Regions from separate parts of the Mus musculus genome. Here region 1 is linked to region 2. Evidence: chromatin loops called from intact Hi-C (ENCODE). Cell type or tissue: gastrocnemius. All regions are shown on one strand. Each heading gives the region's core, and the rest is flanking DNA. Links, peaks and the distances in the headings are about the cores only.

What was found. Hi-C counts contacts between places; a loop is a spot of excess contacts. Peaks named below come from ENCODE experiments on the same cell type or tissue, not always from the same donor. Only the 100,000 strongest peaks of a DNase experiment are listed, where the experiment ranks them.
Region 1: a loop joins it to region 2, with 4 times the contacts of the local background. A loop is called at or near these places in 5 of 42 quality-filtered maps.

Annotation. Positions count from the first base shown.
Region 1 is chr5:143,972,737-143,977,736 of GRCm38, reverse strand. LOC115486439 reads right to left here and starts at 2,401. Exons shown (of 5, transcript XM_030254972.1): 1 at 1,949-2,401; 2 at 571-690. The coding sequence starts at 1,975. All of the region lies in intron 1 of Gm17135 (a long non-coding RNA gene), which reads left to right. It also overlaps a transcript of Pms2 not described here. In gastrocnemius, for the core only: a CTCF peak has its summit at 2,220 (motif pointing right); a DNase peak (open chromatin) is centred at 2,250.
Region 2 is chr5:143,728,188-143,736,438 of GRCm38, reverse strand. It overlaps Usp42 (ubiquitin specific peptidase 42), which reads left to right and starts at 4,159. Exons shown (of 18, transcript NM_029749.2): 1 at 4,159-4,276. Gm38737 (a long non-coding RNA gene) reads right to left here and starts at 3,984. Exons shown (of 3, transcript XR_868672.3): 1 at 2,587-3,984; 2 at 1,732-1,885; 3 at 1,008-1,381. In gastrocnemius, for the core only: a CTCF peak has its summit at 4,150 (motif pointing left); DNase peaks (open chromatin) are centred at 4,016 and 4,537; H3K4me3 peaks cover 2,438 bases; H3K27ac peaks cover 2,638 bases.

The DNA.
Region 1 (5,000 bases), core at 1-5,000, 240 kb before region 2:
CAACTCCTTATTCTCCCAGTTGCTCAAAGCCAAAACTCCAGACTCTTTCATTCCCAAGCTCCTTGGTCCCAAACCCTTCTCCCCATCCTCAGTCCTAGCCACTGTCACCTCTGACCATGACGCTTCTGCGAGTTTCATAACTGGTTTGTCAACAGAGAAGCCAGACAGTCTGCTAAAAGATGCTGTACTCAGCTGGCTTCCTACCCCATCTCGTTCCACATACTTGTCAAGTACAATGGGGTTAAGTTCACAATGACAGGGACAGATTCTAGACTCCAACTGCTTAGGTACAAGCCCCACCGCTTGCAGGGTTTGTGGCCACAGGCAACAATGTAACCTTCTTGAAATTCATAGGGGCTTCTAAGTGAGTTGACCCCTAGAAAGTGCTGGGCCTGGTGGAGCCCTAAAAATGAGGGCTGTTGCTATTCTCCCACTCCACTCCTCATTCAACACCAGACTGTGAGGTCAGCGGGAAGTGAAATGACTGTCCAGGGCTGTCCTCGAAACACAGGAGAGGGTTCCTCACATCATGGCCACTGGGCAGCGGCCACTGATGCTGTAAATACTGACCTCTGACTGCCTGATTTTACCATCAGGCAGAGCGCCTATCTTGTCTAAGGACGACTTGGTGCTGCTGAAGTGGACTTCGGAGTCATGGCTTGTGATTGCACTCGGGCTCCTGTGGATGCTCTGAGAGAGGAGAAGCGTGTGAGTTAGTTCCTGGTTTCCCTGGACGTGTGCATATGCATACACATCCCACCTTTGAGTGAGGTGTCACTGATGTACCATGAGCCCGCTGTGAGCATGTGTTCACACCCAGCAACTATCACCTCAGACCACACCGGGAGCACACTCACCACGCCCAACTTCCCTGACCTCACTCAGCAGTCCCTCCCTCTCCCCGTTCCCAGGCAACGCACCATCTGCATTCTACCACCACACTTTGTATCCTCTATGTGTAATTTTACATAAATGTGACCATGCGTTATGCGCTCCCTTCCTTTTGAGGCATCATCTCATGTAGCCCAGGCTGCTCTTACACTCAATACACAGCAGAGAAGGACCCTGAACTCCTGACCCCCCTGCCTCTGCCTCCTGATCGCTGGGACCACCACAGTCCTGCACCACCGGGCTTGAACCGGGCTACCCGGGCTTCGTGCATGCTCACATTTACCTGGTTTGCTTTTTCCCTATCAGTTTTTGCATGTGCTTTAAAGTCCCATCCTAACACAAATAGCTAATGGGACGTTCTCCTTTTCCATGGCTTACCACTTTATCACTGTTAGGCAAGGTCACTGTTATCATTGTTAGACTGTGTCCCTGGTGTGATGGTTCGGATATTAGCTTGGTTCCCCAGTTACTGAGAGGGGATTATGCCATCTCAGCTATAGTCAACTACTGCTCTGCTGATGGTTTGTGTGGATGGCGCTTACGTTTACAGACGGCTCATCGAAGCCACCTGACAGGGTTGATGTGCACCTCTGTCTGTGATCAACTACGTCTGCTTCACAAGGTTTATTTCTGAGTGTGTGTGTCTATGTGTATGCCCGTGCATGCGTGTGCACTGCCTGTGCAGCCCAGAGAGAGCTGGATCCCCTGGAACTGGAGTTCTTAGGTGGCTGGGAGCTGAGAACCTGGATCCTCTGCAAGAACGGCAAACACCTTTTTTTTTCCCCTTTGCGAGTCTCACAGCATGCACCCCCGTCCCGCTCATCTCCCTGTTCCTCTCACATCCACCCTCTGCTCTTGCAACCTCCCCCAGTGAAACAACACAAACACAAACAACAACACAAACACAAACAACAACACAAACACAAACAACACAAACACAAACAACACAAACACCACAAACACAAACAACACAAAGAAAGCATGGAAAACATCTCATGGAAGCTGCAGTGTGCCACAGCGTGTCCCACAGTAGAACCCTCTGTCCACACATCCTCACTTGTGAATGTTCAATGCAACGAGTCATTTCTTCTGGCTCTAGATCTCTGGCTTCTGTGACATCATCAGTATTGGACTCCTCCCAGTTATCCTGTTGTTGGCCTGTGTCATGAGATCCTGCATCTTTGAATTAGCAGGACTGGGGACTGGCCCTTTCACAGGTTCCAGCCATGGGCAGATGATGTAGATATTGGGGTGGGTCAACTAAAAAGCCCTAGATCTGGGCCTGGGTGGTAACTGAGCCGGTCAGCCTGCCAGCTCTCCCTTGTCTGCACCACCAGGGGGAGCTCTTGAGCAATGCTCCAGCCAGGCCACCTTGTACTGCCAGCAACAAGAGGCAGTGCTCCAGTGCTCTCACCCTTGGGGCCAGCTGGCCAGTGTCCCCTCCACCAGCACTCTATAGTGCTGCCCAGATGGAGGTGCAGGGCCTGCTTCCCAAGGAAACGAATACCCCTAACCTCTCTCTGAGTCATTTTCTCAGCCCCTGGACTGAGGGTTTTGGGTTTTTTTTTTTTTTTTTTTTTTTTGGTTGGTTGGTTGGTTTGGTTTTGGTTTTTTGAAATAGGGTGTGGTGGTTTGTATATGCTTGGTCCAGGGAGTGGTACTATTTGGAGGTGTGGCCTTGTTGGAGTGGGTGTGTTACTGTGGGTGTGGCACACATCCTAGCTGCCTGGAAGCCAGTATTCTACCAGCAGCCTTCAGATGTAGATCTCTCAGTACCTCCTGCACCATGCCTGCCTAGACACTGCCATGTTCCTGCCTTGACGATAATTGACTGAACCTCTGAACCTGTAAGCCAGCCCCAATTAAATGTCCTTATAAGAGTTGCTGCCAGGCAGTGGTGGCGCACAGCTTTAATCCCAGCACTTGGGAGGCAGAGGCAGGCGGATTTCTGAGTTCGAGGCCAGTCTGGTCTACAGAGTGAGTTCCAGGACAGCCAGGGCTATACAGAGAAACCCTGCCTCGAAAAACAAAACAAAACAAAACAAAAAACAAAACAAAACAAAAAGAGTTGCCTTGGTCTTGGTGTCTGTTCACAGCAGTAAACCCTAAGACAGGGTTTCTCTGTTTAGCTCTGGCTATCCTGGAGCTTACTCCGTAGACCAGGCTGGCCTTGAAGTCACAGAGATCTGCCTGACTCTACCTCCTGAGTTCTGGGAGTCAAGGCATGTGCCACCAGTGTCTGGCTGAGTATTTGTTTTTTTAACTCTGGTGGTGGACGCCATGCAGGAAGAGCTGCAGGAGGCAAGTGAGCTCCCTGGAGATGACCCACCATCCGGCTCAGCTGTGACGGGTGAGCTCTGTGCGGCACAGCCCCAGAGCCTTCATCCCCGGAGTGCTTCCTGCTATTGATGTGCTTTCTCCTGTTTGTCACTGCCACACTCCTCATTCTTTTGGCTTGTGTGAGTGGACACCCGGAGACCCTCACTGCCTGTAGCCTCCTGTGATTACTTCCTGGGCGATAGCCCACTCTGTTGGGCGAGTTTCTTGCAGATCAACATGAAGATGAAAGTTCTTAAGATAATGCAGTCTAGATGAATTAAGGATTTTATAGAATTTCTGACTTAAGTAGTTTTAGGAAGTTAGTTTGATTTTAATAAATTTGGGGTATTAGGGCAGTTGATAGAAAATATAGTTAGGAAATTAGGAGAGGTGACAAAGTTTTAAGTTGGAGTTAAGAATAGAGTGCGTCCTTCCCTGATAGGACAGCAAAAGCTGCTTGAGTCGGAGAAAGAAGCGCAGTGATCGTCCATGTATTACAGGATGGAAGAAAGGAAGGAAGGAAGGAAGGAAGGAAGGAAGGAAGGAAGGAGGGAGGGAGGGAGGGAGGGAGGGAGGGAGGGGGGGAGGGAGGGAGGGAGGGAGGAAGGAAGGCAGGCAGGCTATGCTCAGGACAAGCTGATGGTAGTGGGTGTCCATGCATCACAGGCACTAATCAGGAGGAAGGAAGACTACGCTCGTGACAAGCTGGTGGTCAAAGCGAGCACACACTCTGAGTTAGGCCTGAGTTGTTTGACCCTGAGATCTTGGGATGAGGTGACATGTTTCAGTGTGCACCAGGAAATGATGAGGTTGCAATAAAGAGCAAAGAACTCTGAGTATAAGAACAGGCAACAGGTGATTAGCCAGCCTCTGGGATCAGAACTGGAAAAATAAGATGGAAGATGGAAAGGTGACCCTCTCCTTAGTACAGGCTGTTGTCAGTCAGGCACAGGGGAAACTGGCTGCTAAGACTTGGCCTGCTTGTTCTTCGTTAATCAATGACTAAAAAAATTACTGCTTTGAGGTCAAAATGAGCTTTTGGAAAGAAAGATAAGAAACGTTTAGTTAGACATATGTTTCATATAAGAAATATGTAACCAATATCCTGTTCTAAGTTCCTTTTGTGTAATGATTTTAATCTGTTTTTGTGGTGACTGTCTTTGGAAAATGTGTAGCTTGTAGCTTTGAGGTAATTTTCTTCCTAATAGAAAAAACTTTGTCTTAAGGGGTATAAAAAGGGGTGAAGAGAAGAAATAGATGCTGGAGCCTGTCTTTGTTTCAACCATTCTGTGTGTGTGTGTGTGTGTGTGTATGTGTATATGTGTATGTATATATGTGTGTGTATATGTGTGTGTATGTGTGTGTATGTATGTATATACATGTGTGTCTGTGTGTGTGTCTGTGAATGTGTGTGTATGTATATGTATATGTGTGTGTGTGTATGTATGTATGTGTGTATGTATGTATGTGTGTGTATATATATATGTATGTGTGTGTATGTATATATGTGTGTGTATGCATGTATATATGCATGTGTGTGTGTGTGTGTGTGTATATATTTCCCTTCTCTCTAACTGCTGGCTTCTGTAGGCAGTAGCCTCCTTCTGCACCTGGAGAGAACCCCTTCCCCCGTCAGCTGCTATCAGCACCGGCCCCCACGGGCTGCCTCCCCCAGTTTACCTTGTGGTGTCAAAGCTGATCTCTGACACTTGGCTTTATCTCCTTTACCCTGGCTTATTAACTCCCTCTGTCTCTAACACAGCTCACTGGAATCAGAGTGGTTTGCAGTA
Region 2 (8,251 bases), core at 1,840-6,839:
GTGTCTGCTGTCTTATTGCCCCCTTTCCAGATAACCTGTAGTATATTAAGGATGCAGGTGTCAGAGGCGGGGTGATAAAGACATCATAGCTCCAGGCAGCTCTGTAGGAGCTCTGGAAGGAAGTAACAGCAGCTCTGCCCAACAGGGCCTTGATCCGTGTCAGTTGGGTCAGGCGGGTGCCAGGTTGGAATAAGCATTAGAATGAAGACAAAAAGCACTGTGAGGTATGGGCTTGTAAGCCCAAAATTCAAGATGCTTACGTTTGATTTAGTCTGAGAAACAAAGAGTATTCCAGGATTAGTCTGGACTGTCAACAGCAACAACAACAAAAGTAGGATTTTGGGAGCGTCTTAGGAATAATCTTTACTGGCATTTTTTATTAAAAGTAACATAGGCGCCAGTCGTGGTGGTGCATGCCTTTAATCCCAGCACTTGGGAGGCAGAGGCAGGTGGATTTCTGAGTTCGAGGCCAGCCTGGTCTACAAAGTGAGTTCCAGGACAGGCAGGGCTACACAGAGAAACCCTGTCTTGAAAAACAAAACAAAACAAAACAAAAACAAAACAAAAACAAAAACAAAAGTAACATAGGCAGTTAGGCAAGATAGCACTGACAAATTGTAATAATTTTAGTGAAGACATAGTTGCCTGTCACTTGTTTTTCATGATTTAGTGGTAGCAACATACATATTTGACAGTGAGTGGGGTAAGGATGTTTTTGTGAATAGAACATCAGCTAGTTTGCTTTGTGGATGGAAGACATCCTCTTGGTATATAAACTGTCTTTCAACAGAGTCAGCTTCTGTAAGAGGGGGAGTCTCCCCAAGTCTGCAAAGTTGGTCAGGATGATGTCAAATGTCATAAGATACAAGTTGTAAGTTACATCTAGTGTTTCATATTTGCATACCCAGCACTCAGGGAGCTAAGGTAGGAGGATTGCTTTGAGTTCTAGGCTAGCCTGGGCCACAAAGTGAGACCCTGTCCCAAGAAATGTAACCGTGGATGAAGGAGATGGGTCCTTTATTGAAACAGTTTTACATTTATTTGGTGTTGGGGGTGTTGCACATCTGCTGCAGCATGCTTGTGGCGGAGATCACAGGACAACTGGAGGAGATTAGTTCTCTCCTTCTTCTAAGTTGGTCCCAGAAATCTAACTCAGGCCCTGAGGCTTTCAGCAAGCGCCTTTTCAAACTACTTAGCCATTTCACTGATCTGTCCACCGATCCTCCAGTAAAGTTCTGCCAAGCAGTAAGAACTGAGATAGATGGCCATAACTCATATGCAGCTGTGGTGACATGGACTTGCTTGCCTAGGTCTGAGGTGGTAAAGCCTTTATCGCCAATGAGTCTAGCCTTCTTGGCATGTTCCAGGCCAGTGAAAGTCACTGTCTCAAAAACAAAACAACACAATACAAAACAAAACAAAACAGGATCTAGTGATGCCTGAAGTTCTCCTCTGGCATGCATACACACACACACACACACACACACACACACACACCCTACAGATGGTGTACATGTTTGTACACCCCAGTTATCTCAGTTCTCCTGAGACTGGTGCAGGAGGATCTGTGGTTCAAAGTCAGGTACACAGCTAGTTTTAGGCCAGCCAGGACTATATGATACCCTTTCTCAAAAAAGCCTGCTGTCAGAGAAGGAATGATCCGGCCATGGCATACCTCTATTGCTTAGAGTGGTGGCTATGGTAAGAATTGCAAGGGGGCAATTCTCTTACCTCTGAGATGTCTGCACGATCTTCTAGAATGCACTCTGTGCTTTGGGAGAGCTACTTTCCAAGGCCACAGCAGACGACCTGAAGTGCTCTCGGCGGGAACAGTGTTTCAGGCATAGTTGCAGTGGTCTTCTGTAGATGCTGTCTTGCCCTTCCACTTCCAGGGAGTAGAGAGGGGACATAGCACAGGACATGTGGATCTCAGGGGTTTGATGGATGCCATCTAACCAAGCTCTCAGTTCAGTGTGACACACGAAGATGCCAAATGTTAACCTCTGTTCTACACACACACATACACACACACACACACACACACACACAGAGGAAATATGAGAGCTATTAACAGTTGACTTCCTAATGAGCATGCACACCTGCAAGTGTGTCCATACACATACTACACAAATATGGTAGCAGTTGAAAAAAAAAACCACTTGATGTTGACCTGTTTTTGACATACACACACTCAGACATATCACACACACGCACACACACACACAAAATGCTTTTATAGTCAAATTGTTAAGGTGACCTGAATTAAAGAACATCAAACTTTGTGTAAAATCAAAGCAGAAGTGAGGGCCATTTGAGAATGTTTTGTCCACTGGGGCCAAATTCTCTTTCTTCCCTCATTTAAATCTGTAAGCCCAGCACTTGCAGATTGAGGCAGAGGTTGTAGAGTTTAAAGCCATTATACAGAATAAGACCCTGCCTCTAAAAACAAACACCAAACCCCATTCTTAATAAATCCCAACAGGGGCGGGGTAAACTTCTGGGACCTCAAAGGGAAGTGTTCTGAAATACCATAACGTTTAGCTAGATAACTAGTCCCTCAGTTCCTCAGCATTTGAATTTAATTACCTGGAAAAGGCAAAGTACTGAGCAGGTAGTTCTAGTCGCACAAATTGGTCATTTTCCTTGAGATGGGGTCTCAGTCTATAGTCTTGGCTGACCTGGATTACAGACAGGATTTTACTCTGTAGTCCAGGCTGGCTTGAACTCATGGCAATCCTTCTGCCTAAGCTGCTGAATTCTAGGATCACAGACATGGGTTATTTTACCTTTTGCAAATCTCTTAATAATGGTCTACAGTGGTGAAATTCCATAACCATTTTTTGTAAAGAAAAAAGTTGTGGTGTTAATTTTGACAGGAGATGCTGAAATGTGAGCAACTAGGATTCTCTTTCTCCTTTTTAATTCCTCAAAGTACTTGAGTTTTTTGCTCCAAATACTCAATAGACATTTTATAGCCAACCTATAGGGACTGTAATGAAGTTGGTAGCATGAGTAGGTATAGGCTCCTGACCTCTTTATAATGTTAAAAGCTTAACATAGCATGCTGTGGCTGGAATAAATGAAAGGAAAAAGGAAATATGGAGTTGGGTGTTTTGTTTTGAGACTGGGAGTCCTTCTGTAGCACAGGGTGTCTTCAAACTTGTGATTCTCCTGTCTCAGACTCACCTGTACTGGGAATCATTAAAATGGGACTTTTAATGCCCAAGCTAAAGAGCTTAGCTTCTTCTTCTGATCTGTGTTTTAAAATAAAACAAAAAACTGTGTCCACAAGAGTATAGTGAAACCAGAGTGGAGTGCTGGAGGAGTCAGTTAGACTAGGCTTAGTGAGAGAGAAGGCAAGTGGGTGGTGGGCAGGACCACAGCTCTTTAGGTCAGTAGGGTGTAGTGAACTGGTGGTCTAGGGGGTGAAAGGTTTTGATCAGCAGTGAATGCTCTTCAGGGGTGTGTACTAAATGGGTACCACAGGCAGGCGCTGGAGGGGAGAGAATACAAGGATGAACTACTTTGTCCAGCCTCAGGATCCAGGAAGTAACAAGAAGCATGACTGTAGGACTGGGGCGCAGTTGCCTCAATCTGGAGAGCTAAGACTTGAAGTGAGACGTTGAGGGGGGTGCATGGTCTGCTCTTTAGCCTGGCAGGGCTACGTAAGGTAGAGACAGCGGAGGCCCCATCGCGGTGAGGGCCCGTGGATCGCAGAGCCCAGTGGCCTCGCCACCGTAGTCCGCAGGGCCACGCGTAGGAGAGGCATGAGTCTCCCGGGATGGGAGCTCAGGTGTACTGGCTTTAGGGCCCCAACCCGGGCCACTCCGGGAACTCTGAACGGAAGCGGCCCCTCCCCGCCCTGCTGCCGGACACCCAGCCAATCAGTGCATCCCGCCAATCAGGGCGTCGGACCAATCAGTGTGCTTTCTCCGGCGGAGCCCGGCGCTTAGCTGACGCGTGAGGCCAGCCCGCGCCCCGCCGCCCTTGGGCGACGGCCCCTCCCGCGTTTGCCCGGCCCGTTAGCTGCGCGCCGCGCCTCTTGCGCGACGGCCCCTGGGCGGCGGAGGCCGTGGCGGCGGCGCGTGCGGGCGCGGCCCTGGTGCGCCCCCTGGCGGCCCGGCCGGCAAGCTGCGGGTGCGGCGCTGACCCGGAGGCGGCGGCGGCGGTGCCCGGATGGAGGCACGTCATTGTCCCCCGCCGGGCGGCTGGGCTGTGTGCGGCGGCGGCGGCGGCGGCGGCCGAGGGGGATGGAGCGAGTGCCGAGCCGGGTCAGGTAAGCTCCCGCCTCCTTCCCGCCCGCTGCAGGCCGGCGTGGGGCCGGGCCGCGTGTCCCTGGTTCGCGGCCTCAGCCGCCCCGCCGCCTTCAGCCGGCCGCGGCCCGCCGGGACTAGCGCGGCCCCTCGCCCGCCGCCCCCTCTACAGCCGCCGGGCGGCCCGGGGACCCCACGGCTGCGGGACTGGCGCTGCCGCCGCCCGGCCGGGCCAGGCCCGCAGAGCAGGAGGCGGTGGCCACGGCGGGCGGGCTCGCAGCGAAGGCAGCGCCGGGGTTGCACGGAAGGGCCGGACCCCCCTGGTTGCCATGGCCACAGCGCTCCCACCCCCACCGGCCCCAGCCCGCCCCCTCGGTCCGCTGCTCGGGCGGCCGGCAGCTACCGGGCCGCCCGGCGCGTTTGGAGCTGCCGGGGTGGGCGTGTGCACGCCGGGACAGTGTAGCCGGCGTAGCCGGCGTCCGGGGCCCGCCCGCCGCCCCCCCGCGTGGCTGCCACCTCCGGCTCCAGGGCGCCCCTCGGAGCTCCGGGCTGGCCTCCCCGCCCCCACCCCACCCCGACAAACTTTCCCACCCGGGCGCAGTCCACTAGGCTCCTCAGCAGAACACCCGAGTTGCCCACGCCGTAGCGGAGCGGACACCCGCAAGAGAGGCGGACAGCCGGGGGTGTTGGGGTGGGGGGGAGGAGCCCCGTAGCTCTTTCCCCTCCGAAAAAGCGAGTGTGCCTTCCTCCCCCAGGCTCTTTATCTTTTGGGGCACAGAGAACCAACTTACCTGGAGGAAAGGGCGGGTGGGAGGGATCAGATTCAGATGTTTGAAATGAAAATTTGACGGGACCAAAGTTTTACAATCTAGGACTTTAACCTCCCTAGAATACAGTTGAGATTACTTTTGTTGAATAGCTCTTTTATATCTGAAGGCCTTAGGACTTGCTTGTTTGTGGTTCTTTCAAGTAAATACACTCAAGTAACAAAAAGTGTCGGGGAAACTAGTTAACGCCCCTTTTACAAAGTAACAACCGGATCCAGGTTCGCACAGCTGTTTATGGAGGAGAACTTTTCTTCAAAGCATGCATTTTAAACGTTCTGCTTTTACCATGTCACTCATTCAGATGCTTAGGTCTGTGAATAATGAGTTACACTTATTTGTTTTTACTCAGGGACAGTTTCACTTTCTTTTCTGTAATCATTGATTCAAGACTACAGTAAGTACTTGGTTTGCAGAGTTTTACGGCTAATCATTCTGTTTACCAAAATACAATTAAAAACCAAGTGGTGTCTTTTTTTAAAGTTTCTTAAAACTGAAATGTTACCAGAACTTGTATAATACTGTTTATGAAGAGTTCGCATAACAGGTTTTTTTTAATGCGTTGACCTTATTTCTTCAGTGTATGTGGGGGGACACAATGTGTACATAGTGATATTCTTTCTTAAAATGAGAAAGATAAATGTAGCCTGGCATTTACTTATCGTAAAAGAGACCTAAGCAAGTAATTAGTCTTGCACATTTATTCAGCTTTGGTCCCTGGTCAGGTTTCAAAATGGACTGTTGTAACTTTGTATATCATGAAAAGGTGTTGGGACTGGCTGGGCTTTGAGTAAGTAGTTACCATTCACAGGCCGTTTTGAACACTAACTGTCAGACGCTTCACTTAGACTAAAAACAGGAGCCATATGAACCTGTCTTACACAATATAGCTGGGTTTTAAGAAAGGTTGGCTCTTATAGGTGGAGTTTAGTTTGATCCCTGGTGACTTTAAGGTGATATTCATTGGCTGAATATCCAAGTGAAGAAGATAGATGGGTTCTGTTATTCTTGCCAGAATCAAAACAATGACATATTTCTGATGACTTGAGTTGTGTTTTCCTTAATATTTATCTCCTAAGCCTATCACAGCATCTTTGCTAGAATGAGTACGGTGTTTTGTTTGGTTGGTTGTTAATCATTGTATGGAAAGGTTGCTTGTCCCAGGAAAATCAAGGGGTTTTACTATAAATGTTATTTTAAGTAAGGATAGACTAGCCTTTCCTTATTACGGAGTTTTGTCTCCTTCCCCTAACTCTCCCTCCTGTTCCTTTTTTTCCATCAATACACTGTGTGTGTGTGCACGTGTGTGTGTCTGTATGTGTATATAGAATTTCTTTTGCCTGTAGCATGAGAAATATATAAACTTTATTTGGCTAGTAGGCCCAAATTTTCTTGTGACTGAAGGTGATTTATCTTCATTTGATTAAGTATTCAAGTTATTGACTTTCTGATTTTATGTAACTGCCCCTACATTGTTAAGGTTGTAACTTCACTTGAATTAAAAATTGTAAACAAGAAGGTTGAAACTTTTAAGGAACAACTTGACTGTAAGCACCAACATGGGGACATCTGTTCACTGAAGTACACAAGGATTTTATTACCCTTTGTACTTTAAAAGGGGTGAACTTTTTAAAGGCCAAGTTTTAGAGGTACTCCCTTTAATTCAGAGGTTTTAAAGAATTAAATGAGATGCCATATATAAATCCCTAAGCACAAGCTGGTGCTACAAGCAAACACTAGTAACTTCCTGTTTGCACGATTTCATTCATTTGTTGAACACATGTTTGGAAAGCTTCCCCCATACCAGGTAGGGTGGAGTTAAGTTTTTACTACATGCTACCATGGAGATCAGCACAAGGACTTTTTAGGATTGGTTTCTTACCCAATCTTGGGGTGAAAGGTGTTGTCAAGGAAACCCTTTAGGATGGGTTTCTAAAAAGCATTGTAGAGGAATGAGTTCTAACCCTGACAGGGGAAGTGTTAACTAAGCAGAGGTAGGAGATGGAGAACATGTGAAGAATAGCTTGCAGGACCTCAGCAAGGAGCTTGGACTAAAAATGGGCCCTGTCTATGGTGGGAGTGTAACGTGCGGAGTGTTCCAGAGACTAAAGCGTGCCAAGTTCAGATGCTGGGAAGAACATAGGGAGGGCAGCTGAGCACTCCTGAAAGGTTTTCTTCAAGGTCTGACATGTAGATTTGGCTGCCTGGACATTTTGAGGACCATTCCTTAAAAGCACTTTGCTGACTTGGGTTGCATAATGGCTAGACAACGGTCCTGCTGGGTGCTGGGTGCTGGGTGCTGGGTGCTGGGTGCTGGGTGCTGGGGCTCAGTCACTGACCTTGCAGATTTTGGCTGATCTTCCAAAGGGTTATCATGAAAATTTAGCAAATAAATAAATATTCAGCAATTAATATGATACCTAGCACATCAAAAAAACTCAATTAGTAGATTTAAAAATAAGATTCAGAGATTTAAATACATATTTGTGTTCAAAGTTTGATGTTAGCAAAATTACAGGTTTAATTCTAAAAGTTGAAATACTTATAAATGCTGGACTTTTTCAGAAAAATGTATTTGCTTCACTGGTAAGACTTTTCTGTAGCTAAAATTTTTCAAAACTTCAAATTTCATACAATAGTATTTTAGACTTTCAATTAAAAATTAAAGCTAAATATTCTCTTTATGCAATTTAATTGACTTTTTTCCCTGAAAAATGGTATATGATTTAAAAATGTAATCAAATATATTAAATTGTAGACTGTTCCTAGCTTTAAGCAGTATGTATGTATGTGTATGTGTGTATATATATATATATATATATACACACATACACACACACATATATAAAATATATGTGTTTTTAGTGTATATAATTGTGTATATCATACACATATACACATATATATGTGTGTATACAAATATTATATACAATATATATATATATATGGTGTTTTTAGTGTACATAATTGTGGATTGAGGAGCCTGAGTATAACCTTGCATGGTTTGCGGGATGTGGTACAGGAAAAGGGTTTTTTGGTAGTGGTGCTGCTGCTGCTTCCAAAACAAGGTCTTTCCAAGACAGAGTCTTGTACTGAATTCTTGATCTTCCTGCCTCCACTTCCATTGCTGGGATTACAGGCATGTAACCACTAAGGCTAGGCAAGACCTCTACC